Linked DNA regions of Homo sapiens: region 1 is linked to region 2. Evidence: read pairs that join two places in POLR2A ChIA-PET (ENCODE). Cell type or tissue: MCF 10A. All regions are shown on one strand. Region 1 overlaps MYO15A (myosin XVA). Region 2 has its middle 2.8 kb from the start of LLGL1.

Region 1 (4,000 bases), 65 kb before region 2:
CCACAGCCTGGGTCAGAGAGGGGAAGCAGGAAGCTTAGGGTTCTGTGGGAGCTGGCACAATGGGGCCAAGGTGGGGCTGGGCTTCAAATGGGGCAGGACAGGATCAGAAGCAGCACAATAGGTGGAAGGAGGGCATCCCTCTGGCAGGGGAGTCATGCCACCGGCCCATCCTCCAGCTTTGCAGATATCCTGTTTGTGACCATGCCCTCCCAGAACATGCTGGAGTTCAACCTGGCCAGTGAGAAGGTCATCCTCTTCTCAGCCCGAGCGCACCAGGTCAAGACCCTGGTAGATGACTTCATCTTGGAGCTGAAGAAGGTCAGGATCTTCTCACAGATCTTCCCTCCACCCAGGCTGAGGGCCAGCAACAGGGATCTCCCTGTTCCAGGGAAATATGACTGTGTCCATAGATTTCTGTCTACCTTAAGGCCTTTGCACTGGCTGTGCCTTCCACTTGGAATACCCTTTCTCCCTTTTGCCTGCTCCTTCAGAAAACCTTTGCCAGTGCCCCCTGCCGGGTGGCACAGCACCTCCTCTGAGGTCTGCAGCAATTGTACTCCTTACCCTCCTGCCTTGGCTGCATGGCCCGCCCACTGCATCACAATCTCTTTCCATCCCCTCTGCCCACTCCTGACTGGCAGCCCCCAGGCCTAGGGCAGGTCATCTCTGTGCCCCAGGCCCGAGGAAGACTTCAGCAGGAAAGTCTGTGAGGGATTGAGTGGGGAAGGCCTATGTGTGTGCCCTAAAGTCCATCTGTGTCCCTCAGACTCACCCTCCAGCCCTTTCTTCCACCCAGAATGCCCTTCCCTCTTCTCACCTAATGAAGGCTCCCTTCCCTGATGAGTCAGGAAGGATGTGAGGAGCAGGGGTGGCCCTAGGCCTCTGGGAGTGGGGTGATAGGGCTGTTGCCCTCACCCTGCCTCTGGCTGACCCAGGACTCTGACTACGTGGTCGCTGTGAGGAACTTCCTGCCTGAGGACCCTGCGCTGCTGGCTTTCCACAAGGGTGACATCATACACCTGCAGCCCCTAGAGCCACCTCGAGTGGGTCAGTGCCACTGGGGTGGGCTGGGGGCAGGAGGGGGAGGCTGGCCAAGGGGGCCTCCCTGGCAGATGCTGACCCGAGCCTGGCCCATAGGCTACAGTGCTGGCTGCGTGGTTCGCAGGAAGGTGGTGTACCTGGAGGAGCTGCGACGTAGAGGCCCCGACTTTGGTGTGTGCCCCAGAACCTGGAACCCCATACGGGGCGCATCCTAGTTTCACCCACTCGTGGTGCAGATGCACAGTGAGGGTTTCTTGGTGCCCGAAAGTGGCCTGGGCTGGTCAGGTCTCCTAAGGTCCAGCCGTGGCCTGTCAGTATCTGTTGGTGGCCAGACAGCCCAGCCCTCTGCTTTGCCTGAGGGGTCTCCGTGGGCATTTCCATGTTTGTGGCCTGAATCTCTCTTTATGTCTCCACATGACCTGAGAGTCCACAAACCCTGCTTTGCCTTTTTGCTTCACTTCCCCTTTATGGTCCTGTGGCCCTGAGAAAATCCCTTTCTTTCCCTGAGCCTGTTTCCTCATCTGTAAAATGGGTTTGATGGCCTGGCCTGCCTCATAGAGTTCCAGAGAAGGGTTAAGAATGTTCCCAAATCTCCCTAAAGGACCCCCTTAGTCACAAGACAAGACCCTCCTGTTTGCCTCAGACCTTTTACCCACCCCTAGGCTGGAGGTTCGGGACCATCCACGGGCGCGTGGGCCGCTTCCCTTCGGAGCTGGTGCAGCCCGCTGCTGCCCCCGACTTCCTGCAGCTGCCAACGGAGCCAGGCCGCGGCCGAGCAGCCGCCGTGGCCGCTGCTGTGGCCTCTGCAGCCGCTGCACAGGAGGTGGGCCGCAGGAGAGAGGTGAGACCAGTGTGGGTGGGGTGGGGCGGGGTAGACCAGGGGGAAGGGGCCGCTGCAGAAGGGGTGAGGCGAGTGGGGATAAGGTGGGCCAAGGGCCTGGCCAGGCTCTTGGGGCGTGGCTGATCTTGGACTAGTGTGAGGGTGAACCAGGTAGAGTGAGCCGCAGGTGAGACCCGGGAGATGGGACCAGAGATGGTTGGAGGTGTGGCCAAATGGGGTAGGGAAGGATGAAGATCAGCTGGTTGTAATCAGGACAATGGGGTCAGACCAGCCGGGGCCCGCCAGTTGGTGAAGTCTACTGGGTTTGGGGCGGTGCCAGGTGAGTGGGCGGCTTGTGGAGCTAGCGAGGGGCGGGGTCAGCTGTGACGTGGCAGTTGCGGAAGTCAACCCCGGGCAAGGGCGTGGCCAAGTGGGGCAGGGAGCCAGGTTAGCACAGCAAGTAAAAGGCGTGGGCGGGCTGAAGGGGTAAGAACAACGGGATGCGGGTGGGTCCACAGGGATGGGTGGGTGGGCGGCTTGAGAATCTGGGTCCAGTCAGCTAGGGGTTGCGTTGTCAGTTTTGACCGAAGGGCTAGGCGTGGTGTGGCCGGACTGGGCCTTCCTAGCTCCGCCTCTTCTGCAGGGTCCCCCAGTCAGGGCCCGCTCTGCTGACCATGGGGAGGACGCCCTGGCGCTCCCACCCTACACAATGCTCGAGTTTGCCCAGAAGTATTTCCGAGACCCTCAGAGGAGACCCCAGTGAGTGGCGGCCCCACCCCTCTTCCCACAGTGGGAGGGTGCTGGGCTTCTTGCTGCCATCCAAACTGCAGGCTGTCAGTCTCGGAGGCCCCACTTCTGGTGGGAGAGATGAGAGACCACCCAGGTGTGAGGCTCATTTCAGTGCCTGCCTCTGGGGGTCTTCGTGACCGGTAGACTGATCAGTGGTGGGTCAAGAACCCCCTCCCTGGGGGTTCTTTCCCATGTGGAAAAGGATGTAGCCAAGGCTTGGGCAGGACAGGTCAGTAGCACCCACCTCCCACTGCAGGGATGGCCTCAGGCTGAAATCCAAGGAGCCTCGGGAGTCCAGAACCTTGGAGGACATGCTTTGCTTCACCAAGGTGTCCAGTCCCGGACCTCAGTTTCCCCATCTGTAAAATGGTGATGCAGGGGCCCCCTCCCAGGCCCCTGGGGCCAACAAACTTGTTCTCAGTGAGACCCTCTGATTCTCAGCACCCTGATTCCCTCCCAAGGACAGCCTCTGTCCCCAGTGTTGGGCCTGGCTCCCCTTTTGTGACGTGGACCCTCCTGTTATCATATGGCCTTGGAACACAATGTGTCCCCTTTCTGTTCTGACGTGTCCCTCCTCCATCATGACACAGCCCTCTTCCCCCACAGACTCCCCTCCAGGAATCCCTCATCGAACTCAGCGACAGCAGCCTCAGCAAGATGGCCACCGACATGTTCCTAGGTGTGGGAGTGGGACTGCAGCCAGGGCTCTGGGCTAGGTGGGATCCAGCACTGTGTGATCTCTACTGGTTGCCACTCCTCCCTGATCTTCAGATTCTTTCCCTCCCGCCAGCTCAGACATGGAACACATTTAAGAGAATAGAAGCTCCCAGCTGCCTGTGGCCAAGGCTCCCAGGGAGGGGCTCAGCCCTGGGGCTTCCTGGGGTGGGTGGGCAACTGGGGGTTTGGTGGGTCTGAGTGGGATAGGTCTTTCCTACAGCTGTAATGAGGTTCATGGGGGATGCCCCACTGAAGGGCCAGAGTGACCTGGACGTGCTTTGTAACCTCCTGAAGGTCAGTCCAGCCAACTTTGCCAGATGCCCCCTTTCCTGCTCTGTGGTTCAGTTTCCCCATCTATCAATGAGTCACAGGACATTAGGGTGGGAAACCTCTCCCATGGTCCAAAGAGGAATGCATCATGCTGGTGGGGAGGGGGCTGGGAAAGGGACACCAGGCCTGTCTTCAGGTGCCCACCCTGTTCTTATGTACCTGGTATATGACATAGCCCCTCACATGTCTTTGGTGTGTAACCTCCCTGCCCCCCTTCAGCTGTGCGGGGACCATGAGGTCATGCGGGATGAATGTTACTGCCAAGTTGTGAAGCAGATCACAGACAATACCAGCTCCAAGCAG
Region 2 (4,000 bases):
AGGATGGTCTTTATCTCCTGACCTCGTGATCTGCCCTCCTCGGCCTCCCAAAGTGCTGGGATTACAGGCGTGAGTCACCGCGCCCGGCCTCAAATCTTGTTTTGAGTCATCTCATTTAGTCCTTACTGCATTTTACAGATGAGGAAATTGAGGCCCAGGGTGGACTCATGGTTTAGCTGAGGTCACCCAATGAGCAAGGGGATGTCTTGGGATTTGAAGGCGGACTCCAGAGCTGGGTGAGAGCCCTATGGGAGCCTAGGAGGAGGTGAGAGGAGGGGGACACCCCACCAAGGAAATGCCGAGAAGGCAGCCCCCCCCTAGCCTGAGATTGACCTGAGGCTGGGAGGCTGAAGGAAGAACCAGCTTCCCCTGCCAGTGCTGCTGACTCAGGAACCCTCCTGCCTCCCCCAGCTCCAAGGATGGGTGGGCACCTGAGATGACCGGGACCCTGTGTTCAGTTGTTTGTCTGGGCTCCCCTGACCCTCAGTTTCTTGTTCTAGCAATGAGCTGACTTGGCATGGCCATCTGTGCCAATCTCTGCCCCCTGGGGCTGCTGTGGTAATCATAGGCCTGGGCTGCCCTGACTTGCGGGGGAGGGGACAGAAAAACAGTCATTAGTGTCCCAGACCCTCCCAGCCTGGGAGATGGTGCCCTCTCTAGTGCCATTTCTGAACCCTGCCTGATGGTATGGGTAGGCTGGGCCTACATGCCCAGGCCTCAGTTTACCCATTTGTATCTGTATACCCATTTGACCCCTCTTAACCTGATCAGATGGGGCCAAGCTAGGCCTCAGGGTCATTTGGGAAAGGAGCTGGTTTAAAATCCAGATTCTGGGGCCCCACTCGCCTGTCATTCACATTTGCAGGACCTAGAATCTGAATTAACAAGTGTGTGTGTGTTGTGGGGTGGGGGTACTGACACTTTGCGAATCCGTTTGCCATGAGACTCTTCCCTGCCTATCCCCTGGCTCCTTCCACTAGGTACACTCCTTACCCATTACAACCCATGTGCACTGTCCTCTCCCAGCAGGACACTGACCCTGGGCCAGATGCCTCTTCTGGGCTCCCACAGCCCCAGTGCATGCCCCATCATAGGACGGTGAGCTATGGTTAGCTGTGGTCTCGACTCAGTTCTGTTGCCCTGCTCCCCAAAAAACTGTGAGATAGGGGTTGGGAAAGGCATGGCTGCTTACTGCCTAATAACCAAGTCCCATTGAAAAATGGGGACTGCTGGCTGGGTGCGGTGGCTCACACCTGTAATCCCAGCACTTTGGGAGGCCAAGGCAGGCAGATCACGAGGTCAGGAGATCGAGACCATCCTGGTTAACACGGTGAAAACCCGTCTCTGCTAAAAATACAAAAAATTAGCTGGGCATGGTGGCACAGACCTATAGTCCCAGCTACTCAGGAGGCTGAGGCAGGAGAATCGCTTGAACCTGGGAGGCAAAGGTTGCAGTGAGCTGAGATTGTACCACTGCACTCCAGCCTGGGCGACCGAGTGAAACTCTGTCTCTCTGTCTCAAAAAAAAGAAAAAGAAAAAGAAAAATGGAGATTGGGTGTCGGGTGCAACGGCTCATGCCTGTAATCCCAGCACTTTGGGAGGCCAAGGCAGGCGGATCATCTGAGGTCAGGAGTTCAAGACCAGCCTGGTCAACATGGTGAAACCCGGTCTCTACTAAAAATACAAAAATTAGCTGAGTGTGGTGGCGCATGCCTATAGTCCGAGCTACTTGGGAGGCTGAGGCAGGAGAATCACTTGAACCTGGGAGGCAGAGGCTGCAGTGAGCCAAGATAGTGCTACTGTACTGCAATCTGGGTAACACAGCAAGACTCCATCTCAAAAAAAAAAAAAGAAAAAAGAAAAGAAAAAGGAAAAAAAGGCTACTCCATAGGCAGAGTTGTCCTTTGTTTTTTTGAGATGGATTTTCACTCTTGTTGCCTAGGCTGGAGTGCAGTGGTGCAATCTCGGCTCACTGAAACCTCCGCCCGCCGGGTTCAAGCAATTTTCCTGCCTCAGCCTCCCGAGTAGCTGGGATTACAGGCATGTGCCACCATGCCCGGCTAATTTGGTATTTTTAGTAGAGATGGGGTTCCTCCATGTTGGTCAGGCTGGTCTCAAACTCCTGACCTCAGGTGATCCACCTACCTCGGCTTCCCAGAGTGCCAGGATTACAGGCGTGAGCCACCGTGCCCGGCCAAGTTGCCTATTTTTGTGGTCATTTCCTGATGATATGCTAAACGTGGATTATTCATATCTCCCCTTTTTAGACCATATAGAGTAACTTCATGACGTTGCCATGACATTTGTAAACTGTCATGGCGCTAATGGGAGTGTAGCAGTGAGGATGTCCAGAGGTCATTCTCGTGGCCATCTTGGTTTTGGTGGGTTTTGGCCAGCTTCTTTACTGCAATCTGTTCTATCAGCAACGTCTTTATGACCTGTATTTTGTGCCGACCCCCTCCTAGCTCATCCTGTGACTTAGAATGCCTTAACCATCTGGGAATGCAGCCCAGTAGGTCTCAGCCTCATTTTACCCACCTCCTATTCAAGATGGAGTTGCTCTGGTTCATATTACCCTGACACATTTAATCTCCACAACAACCCTTTGAGGTAAATACTAATATTATCACCATTTTTACTGATGAGGAAACTGAGGCACAGAGAATTTGAGGTAACTTGTTCCAGGTCACATAGCTTCCAAATGGTAAAGTGGGAATGTGAATCAACGTTTTTTTTTTGTTTGTTTGTTTGTTTTTTTCATTTATCACGCTTGTTGCCCAGGCTGGAGAGCAAATGATCTCGGCTCACTGAAAGCTCCACCTCCTGGGTTCAAGCGATTCTCCTGCCTCAGCCTCCTAAGTAGCTGGGACTACAGGCACCTGCCACCATGCCCGGCTATTTTTTGTATTTTTAGTAGAGACTGGGTTTTTCCCAAACTCCTGACCTCAAGTGATTTGCCCGCCTCAGCCTCCCAAAGCGCTGGGATTACAGGTGTGAGCCACTGCTCCTGGCCTTTTTTTCGAGATGGTCTTGCTCTGTTGCCCAGGCTGGAGTGCAGTGGCACGATCACAGCTCACAGCAGCCTCAACCTCCTGGGCTCAAGCCATCCTCCTGCCTCAACCTCCTGAGTAGCTGGAATTTACAGCTGGGCCACCATGCCCAGCTAATTAAAAAAATATTTATTTATTTTTTTTCTGTAGAGATGAGATCTCACCCTACTGCTCAGTCAGGTCTCAAACTCCTGGGGTCAAGAGATCCTCCCTCCAAGGCCTCCCAAAGTGCTAGGACTACAGGCATGAGCCACCGCGCCCAGCCAGCAACTTCTTAACACTTCCTGTGTGAGGCAGGGCAGGGACCAGAACCCAGACCTCTGAGCTGTCCCTGCTGCCTGTGCTGGTGTGGCGTGGCCAGTGGCCAAAGGGGTCTCATCCTCCTCAGTCCAGCAGCTCTGCCAACAACTAACAGCCTTTGGCTGATGGTCTCAGCTTCCTCATTTGGGATGGGTAATATTGTTGGCTCCCTCGTAGAGCTACTGACAGCACTAAGTCAGCTGAAACCAGGAAAGGGCTTTGAACAGCGCCTGCCCCGCAGTAGACACTTAGGGGCTTTACTGTCGTCATTCTCCCTCCTCTCACCTCCTCACTCACTCCTGGGCCCTCTTCCGGATCCAGCCCCAAATACGGGGAAGGGCTGAACACCGCCGGCCTGGCGTGGGTGGAGGGGGACAGCCAGGCCCCAAGGCTTGGCAGCCGCCTCGGGCTCAGAGGTCAGCTCCTGCTCCCTGGACACAGCTGGTGGGGTTGGGGCCTGTCCTACCTGCCCCACCTAAGCTTCTAGGACCTCCCGCAGCCCCAGCCCTGAGCCAGGCGGCCTATCCTCAGCCTGGAAGGAAAGGTTCAGCCTCGAGGCCATTGTCCAGATGAGAAAAGGCCTGGGAGGTGGGTGGGGACAGGCAGACGGCCCCTGAGAGTAGGGGCAGGGCTAAGCTTTGTTCAGACG

The links. ChIA-PET counts read pairs that join two places held together with the same protein. Peaks named below come from ENCODE experiments on the same cell type or tissue, not always from the same donor. Only the 100,000 strongest peaks of a DNase experiment are listed, where the experiment ranks them.
Region 1: POLR2A ChIA-PET joins it to region 2 with 5 read pairs; 4 of 35 experiments call an interaction of 5 or more read pairs at or near these places.

What each region holds. Positions count from the first base shown.
Region 1 is chr17:18,156,019-18,160,018 of GRCh38, forward strand. It overlaps MYO15A (myosin XVA), which reads left to right. Exons shown (of 66, transcript NM_016239.4): 48 at 177-318; 49 at 936-1,047; 50 at 1,138-1,212; 51 at 1,704-1,882; 52 at 2,505-2,620; 53 at 2,907-2,979; 54 at 3,257-3,329; 55 at 3,588-3,661; 56 at 3,917-3,999. Among named protein-coding and RNA genes, the nearest start is that of ALKBH5, 26 kb to the right of the region's middle. In MCF 10A, no CTCF peak of the experiment used is centred here; a DNase peak (open chromatin) is centred at 2,243.
Region 2 is chr17:18,220,840-18,224,839 of GRCh38, forward strand. No RefSeq gene overlaps it. Among named protein-coding and RNA genes, the nearest start is that of LLGL1, 2.8 kb to the right of the region's middle. In MCF 10A, no CTCF peak of the experiment used is centred here; no DNase peak of the experiment used is centred here.